Linked DNA regions of Homo sapiens: region 2 is linked to region 1. A link is an interaction called in ENCODE POLR2A ChIA-PET data of the cell type or tissue named here. Cell type or tissue: IMR-90. All regions are shown on one strand. Links, peaks and the distances in the headings refer to the core of each region. The heading gives the core; the rest is flanking DNA. Region 1 overlaps MME (membrane metalloendopeptidase). Region 2 has its middle 87 kb from the start of MME.

Evidence for each region. ChIA-PET counts read pairs that join two places held together with the same protein. Peaks named below come from ENCODE experiments on the same cell type or tissue, not always from the same donor. Only the 100,000 strongest peaks of a DNase experiment are listed, where the experiment ranks them.
Region 2: POLR2A ChIA-PET joins it to region 1 with 5 read pairs; 3 of 35 experiments call an interaction of 5 or more read pairs at or near these places.

The regions. Positions count from the first base shown.
Region 1 is chr3:155,084,340-155,093,202 of GRCh38, forward strand. It overlaps MME (membrane metalloendopeptidase), which reads left to right. Exons shown (of 23, transcript NM_007289.4): 3 at 720-755. Among named protein-coding and RNA genes, the nearest start is that of MME, 8.5 kb to the left of the region's middle. In IMR-90, for the core only: no CTCF peak of the experiment used is centred there; a DNase peak (open chromatin) is centred at 4,852; H3K27ac peaks cover 577 bases.
Region 2 is chr3:154,988,762-154,997,741 of GRCh38, forward strand. No RefSeq gene overlaps it. Among named protein-coding and RNA genes, the nearest start is that of MME, 87 kb to the right of the region's middle. In IMR-90, for the core only: no CTCF peak of the experiment used is centred there; no DNase peak of the experiment used is centred there.

The DNA.
Region 1 (8,863 bases), core at 864-8,863:
CACACCTGTGCATCCATAAGTGCAAAAGAGAAGGAAATCTTCCTCCATGCTTTTACCATCTATCCAACGAATGTGTTAAGGATAGAGGCACTTAAAGACTGACAAAGAGATTCATTTATAAAATGTAACATCAATATGTCAAAATAATTAACTTTGAAGTACGGTGCCTTTTATGTTTGAGCTAAGTTATTAATTGCAAGTATATTTAGTGCGCTCACGCTTACTTATGAGGAATCTAAAGTATGGTTTTATTTGATTAAAATATACACAATTTTATGGCCAGCTTTAGTAATAGTCATTAGTCAACTTTTGTTGTGTCATTGAAATTCTAAACGGCTTCACAGGAATTTAACAAATTTAATTTGAGTCTTGGAAGTTTTTTACAACAAGGATGAAAAAAGATTGATTGTTTAATGGTTAAAAAAATGATTACCAAGCAAAAACAACTGATTATTTCAATTTAATAGGCCTGGGGCTTCGTTGGTAGAGAAGATATAATAACACATTTTTCTTCATAATCAAAATTTTAAATTTAGATTTTACTTATTTTATTTTCTTATATTTTTTCTAACCACTGACAATGATATATAATGTTCAGTTTTTAGTTCTTGCTTTAAGAAATTGCTTATTTAATTGGCAGTTTTTAAAAGAACAAAAGAAAAATAGAAATTTAAAAATTTGTGTTGCCAATATTTATGTATATTCTCTCCTTTTTCTAGATGGTATTTGCAAGTCATCAGACTGCATAAAATCAGGTAAGAAATGGTTTTTACGTGTAATAGTTATACAACTGATGTATAATATTTAAAATTAAATGCTAATCTTAATTTGCTTTGTTTACACTTTTATTCATTGTAGATCAATTATTTATGTGTCTGGCTCTATAATCAATGGAAATAAAAATATATTTAAGTAGTAGATTAATTAACTTGTTTACTCTGAAAAATATATTACTATTTTCAGCCCTGGGCTGTATAGCAGGGCAATAGAAAACTATATCGCTATTTGTATGGAGCTTGCCATGTAGTTGAAGAAAGAAAATGAACACATATGAAATGGTAAGTTTCGTATCATTGTGTTAAATGTCTCAGTGCACCTCACTAGGTGGGTGAGAAGAAGGGAGTGAGATGTAGGCATGTAAATCTAGGTGGAGAAGTTAAAATCTGGGAAGAAATTTCATTTTATTTATTTTTTTTATTTTTTATATTTTGAGACAGAGTCTCGCTCTGTCGCCCAAGCTGGAGTGCAGTGGCGTGATCTCGGCTGACTGCAATCTCCGCCTCCCGGGTTCTAGCAATTCTCCTGCCTCAGCCTCCCAAGTAGCTGGGACTACAGGTACCCACCACCACGCCTGGCTAATTCTGTATTTTTGGTAGAGACGGGGTTTCACCATATTGATCAGGCTGGTTTCGAACTCCTGCCCTCAGGTGATCTGCCCCCCTCGGCCTCACAAAGTGCTGGGATTACAGGCGTGAGCCACCGCACCCAGCCTTAAATTTGGGAAGAACCTTGAAGCAGGGCTAGAATTTAGATGTGGCGGTGCAGAAGAGGGAATTCCAAACACAAAAGAAAGAAACTATGTTATTGAGAAGTAGTAAAAGTGTACGCTTGATAGAAGGACACATTATGGAGAACCTTGAAATCCATGTTTAGCCTTGATATTGTAATACAGGAGAAACAGATATTTTTGAACAGAGGAGTGATCAGGCCAAAGGTGAAAGATGATTCTGCGAATGTGAGGTTGACTGGATTGAGTGAAAAGGAGGGCAGGCAGGTGGGGGCTGCTTCTGTACTCCAAGTGTAAGCTGAAGAGGTTGGCCTGTGGTGAGAGAAGAGTACTATTGAGATAATGGGGAGGGAGAATTGGGTGACTCAGTAGAACTGACTTGCTAAATAAAATGAATGAATTGAGAATGATGCCAAGTTTTAAAACCCAAGGGACTAAAGAGAATGGAGGCAGCCCACACAGAAATAGAGAGGTTATGAGGTGGATGTGGATGTGTTTGGTCTAAGATGAAAATAGACAGGAGGAAGGTAGAGATGAGGTTTAAGAAGCTGGAATTTGGATTTGAGATCTGTCAGTTTAGGAGTGATAGTGGAAGCCTTGGAAGTATTTGAGTTCTCAAAAGAAGAGAAGAGGTTCAAGGGCTAAACTTAAGAAGAGGTTCAAGGGCTAAACAACATCAATGATTAGAAGAGAAGAAAAATAAGTCAGAGCAGAAAACAGAGAAGTGTATGAAGCTATATAAATCCCATCAATTGGAGTGTGGTGAAAATGGGAGTATTTCTTCTTTCTTCAAGAAAAAGGAAGGTGGTAGCTGAGGGCAGCACCTGGGATATGAACACAATATTTGTGTCCTTTAACAAGAGATTCTAAACCTCCTTTCTAACATCTATGTGTCTTATAAGAAATAAATAAACTGTTCCAAATAATTTTAACCATTTTCTGCTGGATATTTTTAATTTTATTTATTTATTTATTTGAGGCAGGATCTTGCTCTGTCACCCAGGCTGGAGTGCAGTATTGTGATCACAGCTTACTGCAGCCTTGATCTCCTGGGCTCAAGGCATCCTCCTGCCTGAGCCTCCTGAGTAGCTGGGACTATAGGCACCTGCCACCATTCCTGGCTAGGTTGTGGGTTTTTTGTTTTTTTTGTTTTTTTTTGTTTTTTTTTTTTGTAGAGACAGGGTCTCACTATGTTGCCCAAGCTTGGTCTTGAACTCCTGAGATCAAGCAGTCCTCCTACTTGTCTTCCCAAAGTGCTGGGATTACAGGCATGAGCCACTGCACCCAGTCTTGGATATTCTTTACTTGGATTTTTGTTATTCACTGAACTTTGCAAAAAAATGACGGGAAAATATCTGGCAATTCTAGGTTATAGTCTAATATCCTGAATCTGTGCCCTTTGGTTTTTTTTTTTTTTTGTATCGTTTTTTGATGGATTTTTTTGCTCTGGGTCACAAGAGCAATGACTAGACACCCTGAGATGTGATGTGGGGAGCGTGAGGGAGACTTGATTTAGATGTTAGCCATTTGCTGCTCGACATAGTAAGTTTTTCCCAAAAACGAAGTTTCTTTATTCCCCAGGGAAATGGCTGCACAGGTACCTTGGCTGGGGGATCTCCGTGGTCATGTGCAAAAGTCAGCATGTGCCCAAGTTGTCAAAGTTAACGTTTACTTCCTCCCCAGATCCTCCTATGCTTCCTCTCTCTACCAGCTACCCTATTATATGCTCAGGCTGTCCTGTTTCGGGAAACTTCCACTTACATATTGACTACTAAGGGTTAATTCCTCTGTCTTTAATACACTTGACATGTCTCTTTGGTATCTTAATCTATAGATTCTCTCTTCTCTCACTATTTTTCCTTTTTCTCTTCTTTTCCTTGAATTTTATTTTCGAAGAAACTGGATTTTTTGACTAGGTAGGTGTATTTCTATAAACGACAAGTGATTTTGCCTCAGAGATCTAGGCAGGTTTTTCCTCCCAAGGAGCAATGTGACATTCAGAATCTGGAATCTTAAATGTGACTTAATGTTTAGAGATAGGATTTTTAAATAGTGTTTGGCAAGTCTCAACTCACTAAAATGTATTTAACCTGTATCCTTTAATTGTAGCTTAGAAATCAAACCAAATGTAAAACACCTTGCAGGATGTATCTTGGCAGAGAAATGTATACAATAGAAATAACTTCAGTGGTAAACAAGGTTGCTGTATAGCTGTATATTTTTCTTCATTCTGCTCTGTTGGTTCACAAGCCATTAGAATACTTGTTCACATTGGTAGTTACTATTCTTCCTAGGAGAATAAATAAGATGACACACACCCTCATGGATACACTCTGCATACTCATAAACACACACACTCGTGCGCGCACACACACACACACACACAGTCTTCTGCTGGTTAGGAAATCTTTTCTGCCACAGAAAAATACAACTATTTCTTTTAGAAGTTGTTGCAAATTAGGAAAACCCTAGAGGAAATCTTGGACAAAAGCAAGTATTAAAGAAGAGTGGCCAGAGTAGAGTAGATGGAAAGAAAAAGAAATGTGAAAAGAGAAGGCTGGGCACGGTGGCTCACGCCTGTAATCCCAGCACTTTGGGAGGCTGAGGCGGGCAGATCACCTGAGGTCGAGAGTTCAAGACCAGCCTGACCAACATGGAGAAAACCCATCTCTACTAAAAATACAAAATTAGCCGGGTGTGGTGGCGCATGCCTGTAATTCCAGCTACTCAGGAGGCTGAGGCAGGAGAATTGCTTGAACCCAGGAGGTGGAGGTTGCAGTGAGCTGAGATTGCGCCATTGCACTACAGCCTGGGCAACAAGACTGAAACTCCATCTCAAAAAAAAAAAAAAAAGAAAAGAAAGAAATATGAAAAGAGAGATGTTGAAAAAATATAAAATATCTTACCAGCAAGTCTATAGGTCACTTTAAGAGAGTGGGTGGGTTCAAACCTGAGCTCAGAAATTCTTGAGAATGGGAAAAGCAAGTATTGACACTCAGGGTGCTTACATTATATGAAAGATGGCCCCAACTTGAACCTTTCTTCCAGTGGAAGGGAATGTCATAGCAAATGTACTTATCTTTGATTCTTTGAAGTCAAGGAATACAGAAGTCAAGCCATACCAAGACAGAAGTAAAATATTGCAGAAGGCTGTTTCAAATCTGTTTGGTGTTACATATTTAAAATCTGAGCATCTAGGATTTAAATATTTATGATGTACATAAAATGATGTTTATGTATACTTTAAATTAACTTGCCTATATGTGTAATGCATCAGTATGAAAGATTACACCAGACCTAAAGTAAAACAAATACCACTTAAGAAATAACAACTTAAGGCAGGGATCAAAATGCTTCAAAGTATTATTCATCGCTTATTTACCCTATAAGGTCATCAAAAACTTAGAGTTATAAAACTTGTATGTGATTTTGCAGACTTTTCCGTGTAAGTCTGAATCCTGAAACTGATTTCCATTGCATTGTAACCTCCCTAACTTAGATTTCAAGGAATCTTGTGCTTTAAATCAGGGTTTCTCAACTCAATCACTATTGATATTTTTGTGCTAGATAATTCTTCGTTGTGGATGCTATTCTGTGTATTATAGGATATTTAGTAGCATCCCTGGCCTCTACCAACTAGATGTCCAGTAGCAGTCCTCTCCTAGTTGTGACAACCAAAAAATGTCTCTAGCCATTACTAAATGTCCCCTGCAGGCAGCACGGTCACTTATGACTGGGTACCACTGGTTTAAACGGTCTCAAGATGTTATCAATGCTTCCCTCTTAACGGTAGGCAGGATAATGGCCTCTCAAAGATATTCACACCCAATTCCCAGAGCCTCTGAATATGTTGCCTTATATGGCAACATGCCTGTAATCCCAGCACTTTGGGAGGCCAAGGCGGGTGGATCACTTGAGGTCGGGAGTTGAAGACCAGCCTGGCCTACATGGTGAAACCCCATCTCTGCTAAAAATACAAAAATCCAGGCATGGTAGCACGCGCCTATAATCCCAGAGGGAGGAGAATTGCTTGAACCCAGGAGGCAGAGGTTGAAGCGAGCCAAGATTGCACGACTGCACTCCAGCCTGGAAGACAGCGCAAGACTCTATCTCCAAAAAAAAGAAAAAGACAACAGAGAATTGAGGGGTCTGCAGAAGCATATGTTAGAAGTGTGGTCCTAAATTATCCAGAGGCCAGAGAAGCCAAGCTAAGACGTGATCAATACAGTTTACAAGAGAAAGTGGGACCACCTCCACCTGTATAGTCATGCAGGTTGTACACTGCATATTTGTCGATGGCAGCCTTGACAGACAGGCTTGTGGAACATCAAGACCTGGATGAAACACCTCTCAGAACTGTCCACTCCTTTTATTTTAATTCTGCACATACCAAGAAAACTTTTGATGATTACTTAATTATTAATACAAGGAGAGGTGGCATTCTGTTACTTGAAAGATATTTTCATCATGGTGAGATAATGCACAGCGGTCCCCTTCTTATCCTCTGAGGATCCCCCAAGACCTCAGTGGATGTCTGACACTGGACTGAACCCTATATATGCTATATTTTTTCTGTATACATACCTATGATAAAGTTTAATTTATAAATTAGACAAAGATTAATAACAATAATTAATAAAAAATAAAACGATTATAATATTATTCCAGCATCACTATTCTTATGGTTTGGGGCCATTATTAAGTAAAATAGGGTTACTTGAACACAAACACCATCATCCTGCAACAGTTGATATGATAATAATGGAGAAGGCTCCTTCGTGACTTTCATCATGCTACTCAGAATGGTGCGTGATTTAAGACATATGAGTTGTCTGTTTCTGGAATTTTCTATTTAATATATTGGACTGTAGTTGACCATGGGTAACAAACCATGGAAAGTGAAACCACAGATATGGGGGAGACTACTGTACGCACATACTGATTTAATCAGATTTGTGTGCTTTGAGCTATGACCCTGGAACTGAAATGAAGCTTGCAAATGTCTGCAAGGGCCAGATCATGGTGATGCCCTAGGTGATGCATCTTGGCAACAGCTAGCCTTCTCCTGGCTGTCACAAGGCATCTCTGCCTTCTTGCCTGTTAACACCTTGAAACCTCCATGAAGGAAAACAGCACAATTAGGTAAATACAGGAAGGACTGATGGCTAACTCATGGGGGCTACTGGCCCTGTAGCAGCCTTTTAGTGTAGGAAATGAGGCTATTTCATTATGTAGTTAAGTTTGGAAAAAATCCTTCATGGAATAAGAAAGCAGCAGACATCTTAGTAGGAAGACCACTGAAGCACACCTTTGTTAATTTAAATGTGGCATGTGGCAATTTGCTTTGTGTGGCTTCCCTGGCACAATTCTCGTGAAAATTGTGTAGGGATATTACCTTACATTTATCCAGTCAAAATTAGCATCTGTCAATCAGATCCTTTCCAAGAAAGGGAATCAGTTATATCATAAATACACAAATATATAACATGTGTTTTTTACCCTCCAGGGAAACTTTAAGCAAGTAGTACACCATCATTTTTTAATGAATGGTCAAGAAATTGAAAACATATATAAGTTGAGTTAAGCAGTTAAAGGGAAAGACAATTAGCAATGCCTGGTAAGCTAAGTGGTACTCCAAAGGTTTATTTTATAGCTACAGAAATTATCTACATGTAGAGGGGGTGGATACAAACTAGCTTAGACTGGGGTGAGAATCCTGGTTTGACATTTAACATTTTAGAATAAGAGATATAGAAAGATTCCTCTGTAGTTGAAGGATCCTGTTTTGTCCTACTCATAAGCAAATCCATGGGGTAGCAAGGTGCTTTCTGGTAAGCCTTTGATATGATATGAAGCTCAAGTTGATAAAACAGATTAATTGAAGGAAATTGAAAAATACGCAATTTAAAAAACCATAAGGAGAATGTTGCACAAGCTTTTGAATCCTGTAAATTTTCATTCTTTAAGACCATTCAGAAAAGGAGATTTTGTCGGGGGCCAGTGGTGGCTTGTTTTGATCCTATTTCTGAACCAGCTGAAAACTAGAATACGTTCTTTCTGTTCAAAACATCCTAGATGGGCCACATATTAGTCAGGCCTTCTCCAGAGAACAGAACCAATGGTATATGTATATAAAGTCTCAGTATCCAAAGGCCCAAGAACCTGGAGTTCTGATGTCTAAGAACAGGAGAAGGTGGATGTCCCAGTTCCAGAAGAAACAGAGGATTTCCCCTCCCTCTGCCTCTTGTTTTATCTAGGCCCTCAACAGATTGGATGATGCTCAGCCACAATGGTGGTAGAGTGTGGATCTTCTCTACTCAGTCCACTGATTCAAATGCCACTCTTTTCCATAAACATCCTCACGGATGCACCCAGAAATAATGCTTTAGAAATAATGCTTTATCAGCTATCTGGATATCTCTTAACCTGGTCAAGCTGATACCTAAAATTAACCACCACAGGCTACAGTGAAAAAGATAGTTCCAACTGTGAGTGAGGATGCGGAGAAACTGAACCATCATACATTAATGGTGGGAATGTAAATTTTAGTACATCTGGATCAACATGTTAGAAACATTTTGAAAAACAGTTTGATAATTTTTACAAAATGTTAAATATATACTTTCCATACAACCCAGCAATTCTACTCCTAGGTGTTACTTAAAATAAATGAAAACACATATCCTCACAAGGACTTCATTACAGCATAATGCTGTTTTTATAAATAATTTATAAAAGCCAAAATATGGAAATATCCCAAATATGTATTAACAGGTGAATAAACAAAATGCCATATAGCTATAAACTACGATACCACACAGCAATAAAAAGGAGCAAACTACTGTTATGTGCAATGGTGTAGATAAACATCAAAAACATTATGCTGAGTGAAATAAGCCAGACACAAACTGCATATTGTAAAATTCAATTTATATGAAATTTCTATAAGAAGCAAAACTATAGGGGCAGAAGACAAATATTGGTTGCCTGAGGCTGGAGATGAAGCAGGGATTGGCTGCAAATGGGCATAAGGGGACTTCTTGGGGTAATGGAAGTGTTCTAAAATTGGACTGTGACAAATTCTCAGCTTTTTGGCTAAAGATCAAGTGTAAATTGGATTGTGGTGATGGTTGCACAACTGTGTAAATTTACCAAAAATTAATCGGGTGAATTTTATGGTATACAAATTAATAACCCAAAGCCGTTAAAAAAAAAAAAGCAAACAAAAATTCACCTTCATTCTTTCCCCCATCTCTCCAATGTCCATTTTTACATAGTTATCTCATGTTTTGATCTTATGCTTGCTATTGTATGTTGAGTCCATTGAGCTCCATTTTTGCAGTTTAAATGATTATA
Region 2 (8,980 bases), core at 352-8,351, 96 kb before region 1:
TAAAATTTTTCACATATAAGCAAAAAATAAGAGAATTCATTACCACTCGACTGGAATTACAAGAAATACTCAAGGGAGCCTTACATCTTGAAGTGAAAAAACAATAACCACTATCAAGAAAACAAGTGAAACTAGAAAACTCACAGGTAGAGCTGATACCCAAAGGAGAAAGAGAAAGGAGTCAAACATTTTTACTACAGAAAACTACCGCACTGCAAATGTAAACAATGAGAGAATGTAAGAGACAAAGAATACACAAAACAACCCAAGACAATCAATATAATAAGAGGAGTAAGTTCTCACCTAACAGAAAAAACCTTGAATGTAAAAGAGTAAAATTCCCCATATGAAAGATACAGACTGGCTGAATGTATACAAAAACAAAACTCAACTATATGCTGCCTACAGAAAAACTCATTTCACTTGGATAGACACACAGAGACTGAAAATGAAGGGATGAAAAAATATATTTCATGTAAATGAAAGTAGATTTACTTGTATCAGACGAAACAGATTTCAATTTAAAAGCTGTAAAAAGAGACAAAGAAAGACATATTATAATAAAGGAATCAATTCAGCAAGAAAATGTAACAATTATAAAAATATATGCACCCAGTACCAGAGTATCAAGACATATAAAGCTGGCCGGGCACAGTGGTGGTTCACACTGGTAATCCCAGCACTTTGGGAAGCTGAGGCAGGTGTTTGATGACCTGAGATCAGGAGTTTGAGACCACCCTCACCAACATAGTGAAACCCTGTCTCTACTAAAAATACAAAAAAAGTTAGCCAGGCATGGTGGCATGCTCCTGTCGTCCCAGCTACTCAGAGGCTGAGACAAAAGAATCGCTTGAACCTGGGAGGCAGAGGTTGCAGTAAGCTGGGATCATGCCACTGCACTCCAGCCTGGGCCACAGAGCAAGACTTCATCTCAAAAAAAAAAAAAAAAAAAAGATACATAAAGCAAATATTATTAGATCTAAAGAGAGAGACAGATGCCAGTACAACAGCTGGAGACTTCAACACCTCATTCTCAGCAGTAGGCAAAGCATCCAGAGAGAAAATCAACAAACAACATCAAATTTAAACTGCACCATAGACCTAAAAGACATCTACAGAATATTTCACCTGTGGCTATAGAACACACATTCTACTTAGCACGTGAAACATTCTCTAGGATTGACTATATGTTAGAGCACAAAATGAATCTCAAAAAGTTAAAAATATTTAAAGTCATAGTAAGTATCTTATCTTACCACAATAGAGTGAAACTAGACATTAATAACAAGATAAACACTCAAAACTATACAAATACATGGAAATTAAAAGGCATTATCTTGAAAAAGTAATAGGTAAAGGAAAAATTAAGGCCAGGCACGGTGGCTCATGCCTGTAATGGTAGCACTTTGGGAGGCTGAGGTGGGCGGATCACAAGGTCAGGAGATCAAGACCATCCTGGTTAACACAGTGAAACCCCGTCTCTACTAAAAATACAAAAAATTAGCCAGACATGATGGTAGGTGCCTGTAGTCCCAGCTACTCAGGAGGCTGAGGCAGGAGAACAGCATGAACCCAGGAGGCGGAGCTTGCAGTGAGCAGAGATCGGGCCACTGCACTCCAGCCTGGGTGAAAGTGCGAGACTCCGTCTCAAAAAAAAAAAAAAAAAAGAAAGAAAAGAAAAAATTAAGAATGAAATTTTCAAATTTCTTAACACAAATATAAATGGAAACACAGCATACCAAAACCTACGGGATGCACCAAAAGGAGTAGTAAGATAAAAATTTTAGCATAAAATGTCTACATCAAAAAACTGGGAAGAGTTCAAACAAACAACCTAATGATGCACTTTAAGGAACTAGAAAAGTAAGAACAAGCCAAACTCAAAATTAGTAGAAGGAAAGAAATAAGAAAAAATAAATGAAACAGCAAAAAAAAATAAAATTGAGACTAAAAAAATACAAAAGATCAATAAAATAAAAATTTTGTTTTTTGCAAAGGTAAACAAAATTGACAATTAGACTAAGAAGTAAATAGAGATGACCCAAATAAATAAAATCAGAAATGAAAAAGGAGACAACACAACAGATAGTCTCCCAAAGAAAAATCCAAGAATGGATGGTTTCACTGCTGAATTCTATGAAACCTTTAAAGAAGAATTAATACCAACTATTCTCAAACTATTGAAAAAAATTGAAGCAGAGGGAATTCTTCCTAACCCATTCTATAAGCCCACCCTAACCCTGATACCAAAACAAGACTAGGACACAACAACAACAAAAAAGAAAACTACAGGCCAATATCCCTAATGAACATAGAAATCAAAACCCTCAACAAAATTCTAGCAAACTGAATTCAACAACACATCAAGATGGTAATATACTGTGATCAAGTGGGATTTATCCAGGAAGGCAAGCCTGGTTCAACATATGCAAATTAATACACGTCAAATATCACACCAATAGAATAAAGGACAAACACTATAAAATTATCTTAATAGATGCAGGAAAAAGCCTTTAATAACATTCAACAACACTTTGTAATAAAAACTCTAATAAATTAGGTAGAGAAGGAAGCAGCTCCACATGATAAAGGTCATATATGACAAATCCACAGCTAACATCTTACTGAACAGAGAAAAGTTGAAAGCTTTTCCTCTAAGAACTGGAAGAAGACAAGGATTCCTATTCTCACCACTCTTATTCAACATAGTACTGGAAGTCCTAGCCAGAGCAATTAGGCAAAAGAAATAAAGGGCATCCAAATCGGAAAGGAGGAAGTCAAATTGTCACTGTTCGCAGATGACATGATCTTAGATATAGAAAATCCTAAAGACTCTACCGTAAAATTATTAGAACTGATAAATGAATTTATCAGTTGCAAGATACAAAATTAATATACAAAAATCAGTAGTGGGCCAGGCATGGTGGCTCATGCCTGTAATCCCAGCACTTTGGGAGACTGAGTTGGGACGATCACTTGAGGTCAGGAGTTCGAGACCAGCCTGGCCAACATGATAAAACTCCATCTCTACTAAAAATACAAAAATTAGCTGGGTGTGGTGGCAGGTGCCTGTAGTCCCAGCTACTCAGGAGGCTGAGGCAGGAGAATTGCTTGAACCGGAGCAGGGGCGGAGGTTGCAGTGAACTGAGATTGTGCCACTGCACTCCAGCCTGGGCAACAGAGTGAGACTCCATCTCAAAAAACAAAATAAAACAAAACAAAAATCACTAATATTTCTATACATGAACAACAAAATAGCTGAAAAAGTAATCAAGAATGCAATTCCGCACTTTGGGAGGCCGAGACGGGTGGATCACCTGAAGTCAGGAGTTCAAGACCAGCCTGGCCAACATGGTGAAACCCCGTCTCTACAAAAATACAAAAAAAAATTAGCAGGGCATGATGGCAGTGCCTGTAATCCCAGCTAGTCGGGAGGTTGAGGTGGAGGAATTGCTTGAACCCAGGAGGCAGAGGTTGCTGTGAGCCAAGATCATGCCATTGCACTCCAGCCTGGGCGAAAAGTGCGAAACTTTGTCTCAAAAAAAAAAAGAATGCAATTCCATTTATAATAAATACAATTTAAAAAATAAAATACCTAGGAATAAATTTTACCAAGGAGGTGAAAGATCTCTGCAAGAAAAACTAAAAAAAAAAAAAAAAAAAAAAAAAAAAAAAAGAAATTAAAGAGGATACAAGCAAATGAAAAGACATCCCATGTTTATGGATCAGAAGAATCAATATTGTTAAAATGACAATACTACTCAAAGAAATCTATAGATACAGTGAAATCTCTATGAAAATACCAATGACATTCTTCACAGAAATAGAAAAAAAATCTTAAAATGTGTATGGAAGCACAAAAGACCCCAAAGAGCCAAAGCAACCCTGAGGAAAGATAGCAAAGCTGAAGTTATCATCCTCCCAGACCTCAAAATGTACTGCAAAGCTATATCAACCAAACAAGCATTCTACTGACATAAAAACAGATATGTAGACCAAAAGAACAGAGTAGAAAACCCAGATATTTAACCAGTACTTACAGCCAACTGATCTTTGAAAAAGGTATTAAGAGCCCTCACTCAGGAAAGGACAGTCAGCAAAAACATGATGCTGGGAAAACTGGATGTCTATATATACAAGAATGAAACTAGACCTTCATATTTTACCCTATACAAAAATCAACTCAAATTGGATCAAAAACTTAAATGTGAGACCCAAAATGATAAAACTACTGGAAGAATACATAGGAGAAATGCTTCAGAACATTGGTCATGGAAAAGATTTTATGAAAAAGACTTCAAAAGCAACAAAAGCAAAAATAAATAAATGAGATTATATTAAACTGAAAACCTTCTGCACAGAAAGGAAGCCATCAAAAGAGTGAAAAGACAACCTACAGAATGAGACAAATGTTTGGAAACTACTCATCTGACAGGGAATTGATATTCAGAATATTCAAGGAACACATCTCACCAGGAAAAAAAAAAAATCCGGTTAACAAATGGGCAATGATCTGAATAGACATTTCTCAAAAGAAGACAAACAAATGGCCCAAAAATATATGAAAAATACTTAACATCACAAATCATCAAGGAAATGCAAATCAAAACTATAATGGAGTAGAATCTCATTCCAGTTGGTATGGCTACTATCAAAAAGACAAAAAAAGTGCTGATGAGAATGCAAGGAAAAGGAAACTCTTACACGCTGCTGGTAGGAATGTAAGCTAGTACAACCACTATGAGAACAGTATGGAAGTTCCTCAAGAAACTACCAACTGAACTACCATATCATCCAGCAATTGCACTGCTAGGCATTTATCCAAAGGAAAAAAATATATCGGTGACATCTGCACCCCCATGTTTATTGCAACACTATTCACAATAGCCAAGATATGAAATCAACCTAGGTGTCCAACAACAGATAAATAAATAAATAATATGTGATATGTGCACAATGGAATAGTATTCCTCCATAAAAAATAATGAAATCTTGGCATTTGCAGAAGTATGAATGGACTGGAAGACATTATGTTAATTGAAATAAGCCAGGAAGAGACAGTGAGATATCACGTTCTCAACTCATATGTAGAAGCTGAAAAGTTGATTTCATAGAAGTAAAAAAAGTAGAACAGAGGACATCAGAGGTGAGGACAGGTAGAGGAAGGAAGGACTAGAAAACAGCTGTTAAAGGATAGGTAGGAGGAATATCTTCTAGTGTTCTATAGCACTGTAGGATGACTACAGTTAACAACAACATGTTACATAGTTTCAAATAGCTAGAAGGAAGATATTCATTGTTCCCGACATAAAGAAAAAATAAATATTTGAGATGATGGATATGCTAATTACCTTGATCTGATCACTATACATTGCATGTATCAAAATATTGCTATGTACTCCATAAATATATATAATTATTATTTGTTAATTAAAAAATACAATGCCTTTTACAGGGTTAAAGGAATTAAAAGGCCTTTAAATAAACATAATTGTATTTATAAAAACAAAAAAGAAGAAAAATATTATACCTTATCTCCATTTAACTGGCCAAAGTGCTTGTTTTTTTTGTTTGTGTTTGTTCATATTTACTGCTTCCATATTTATTTACAAGCCTGAAGTGGCAGTTTATGTTGACTTGAGCATAATTATTTCCCTTATCAATTTACTCTTTTCCTTGATATTGTTTATGATTAGGTCTGAGAAAATACGTAAATGCAGCTATGAGGCTTGGGGGATATAAACTTTATTAATATAGTGTGTTTGTAGGGAGGAGTTTCTCCAATTCCATAAGCAGGTTTTTAAAGTGTAAAGAATGTATAGCACTCCACTCAATCTTTTAATTATGTTTCCACATTCTTTTTAACAACATATTTTCTATGAAACGAAACCAACCTGGATGTTTTCTTTCTGGATAATCAGTAGACAGGACATGCTCCCTCTTGTTTGATAATACTATCAGGATGTGAAAAATAAATCTTGGCAGAGCTATTGAGATAAATCCTCAAATGAAACTCAGATAAAGATACATGTAAACTTAGTAACTTTATATCCTTTTCAAGGAAAATAAAACAAATGTAAAAGGATCCAATGAAAAATTTAAGACCAACCATTAAAGACAATTTTTTAAAATGAAAATTCAGAAACACTGTCTTCCCAAGTATGATTTCTGAAGAAAACCTAATTTAAACATAAATCTCTATTGATAAATAAGTAAGTTATTACACTCAGCATTGGAGTTTTAAAATATTTTTCCACATGTCCTCTGATAAAACAGTTAAGCCTGAAAAAGACCCTATGAGATTTCTTATTGTCAGGTTTATTTATTTATTTATTTTGCTTTGTAGCTCCAACACTTATGAAATATTTTTCATATAATTAATTTTTAATTATAATTCTTTTAGAATGTACTTCTGAAAAGAGAAAAGAAACATTGACCACTAAATATCTGTATTGGTCCCTAGGCTGCACACAGCAGTGGTGGGGGCCCTGGGCCTGGCCCATGAAACCATTTTTTCTCCTAGACCTCTGGGTCTTTGATGGGAGGGGCTGCCATGAAAGTCTCTGACATGACCTGGAGACATCTTCCCCATTGTCTTGGTGATTAACATTTGGCTCCTTGTTACTTATGCAAATTTCTAGAGCAGGCTTGAATTTCTCTCCAGAAAATGAGTTGTTCTTTTCTGTTGCTTTGTCATTGGGCTGCAAATTTTCAAAACTTTTAAGTTCTGCTTCCTCTTGAATACTTTGCCACTTAGAAATTTCTTCTGCCAGATACCCTAAATCATCCCTCTCAAGTTCAAAGTTCCACAGATCTCTAGGGCAGGGGCAAAATGCTACCCATCTCTTTGCTAAAGCATAATAAGAGCCACCTTTGCTCCAGTTCCCAAGAAGTTTCTCATCCACATCTGAGACCACCTCAGCCTGGACTTCATTGTCCATATCACTGTCAGCATTTTGGTCAAAACCATTCAACAAGTCTCTAGGAAGTTCCAAAATTTCCCACATTTTCCTGTCTTCTTCTAAGCCCTCCAAATCATTCCAGCCTCTTCCTGTTACCCCGTTCCAAAATCACTTCCACATTTTTGGGTATTTTTACAGCAGCTCCCCACTCTCTGTGGTACCAATTTACTGTATTAGTCCATTCACACACTGCTAATAAAGACATACCCAAGACTGGGTAATTTATAAAGGAAAGAGATTTACTTGACTCACAGTTCTGCACAGCTGGGGAGGCCTCAGGAAACTTACAATCATGGCAGAGGGGAGGCAAACACGTCTTTCTTCATATGGCAGCAGCAAAGAGAAGTAGAGAGAGAAGTCAGGGGAAATCTTCTTATAAAACCATCAGATCTCATGAGCACTCACTCACTATCACAAGAACAGCATGGATGTAACTGCCCCATGATTCAATTACCTCCAACTGGGTCCCTCCCATGACATGTGGTGATTATGGAAACTACAATTCAAGATGAGATTTGCGGGGGACACAGCCAAACCATATAAATATCATAATTAACCAAATATATCAAAAATACTCAGCTTAAGTCATGGAATGGAGAATTAATGGGTAATATGCCAAATGTTGCCACCTTGTTTGAAGAAGAAGGATTAGATCACCAGTATATTCCTCATTTCTGCATGTTTCTTGAAAAATAAATATTGCAGTGGCTCAGACCTCAGACTTCAAGTCAGACAGCTATAGATGTAAGTCCTAGCTCTATCACTGAGTACTGTGACATTGGATGAATGTCTACACATCTCTAAGCCTCATCTGCAAATGGAATGCTAATTATAACTCACTTATGAGCTTCTTGTAAAAATTTAACAAACAGAAACGTAAAATATTTGACCCAAGTTCCAGCATATAGTAAACACTCAATACATGTCACTACTAAAGAGATTTAGTATTTATAAATGCTTTACTTGAAGGATAGTTTGAATTGTCTCGGTATGTTCCAAGACTCTAGGTTTCATTCATTAACAAATATTTATCATGTCTACTATATATACTAGATATATATCTGTGTTGCTATACATCTTTTGTCTAAGTCATTATACATCAAGAATAACGCTTTTATCAGCTTCCCTTTCTCTTCTCCTCTTTCTTTTACTAGCTTGTGCTTTCCTTTTCTTCCTCTCTTTCTTGGGATAGCAGTTTTGAAAATGCAACACTTGTTGTTATTGAAGGAAAATCTATAGAGAAAAGAAGTCTAAATACAATAACTGTTAGATTCTACCCATCAATGTTTCCAGGAGTCAAAGATTGCTGCCCAACCTACCCACCATCCTTTACCATCACTCCAGAAAAATAAACCAATACAGTTATTACCAGTCTGGGCCTCTATGTTAGTCTGCTAGAGCTGTCGTAACAAAATACCAAAGACTGAGCAGATTATATCACAGAAAGTTATTTTCTCATAGCTGTGGAGGCTAGAAGTCCAAGATTAAAGTACCGTCAGTGTTGGTTCCTGATGAGGACTCTCTTCTTGGTTTATAAACAGCTGCCTTCTCACTGTGTTTTTCCATGATTCTTCTTTGTGAGTGTGTGGTGAGAGAGATCTCTGGTGTCTCTTTCACTTCTTTTTTTTTTTTTTTTGAGACGGAATCTCACTGTGTTGCCCAGGCTGGAGTGCAATGTCATGATCTTGGCTCGCTGCAACCTCTGCCTCCCAGGTTCAAGTGATTCTTCTGCCTCAGCCTCCCTAGTAGCTGGGATTACAGGCACACACCACCATGCCTGGCTAATTTTTGTATTTTTAGTAGAGACAGAGTTTTGCCATGTTGGCCAGGCTGGTCTCAAACTCCTGACCTCAGGTGATCCACCCACCTCGGCCTCCCAAAGTGCTGAGATTACACGCGTGAGCCACCATGCCGGGCCTTCTCTTTCACTTCTTATAAGGACATTAGTCCTATCAGATTAAACTACCACCCTTACCACCTCATTTAACCTTAATTACCTCTGTAAAGGCCCCATCTCC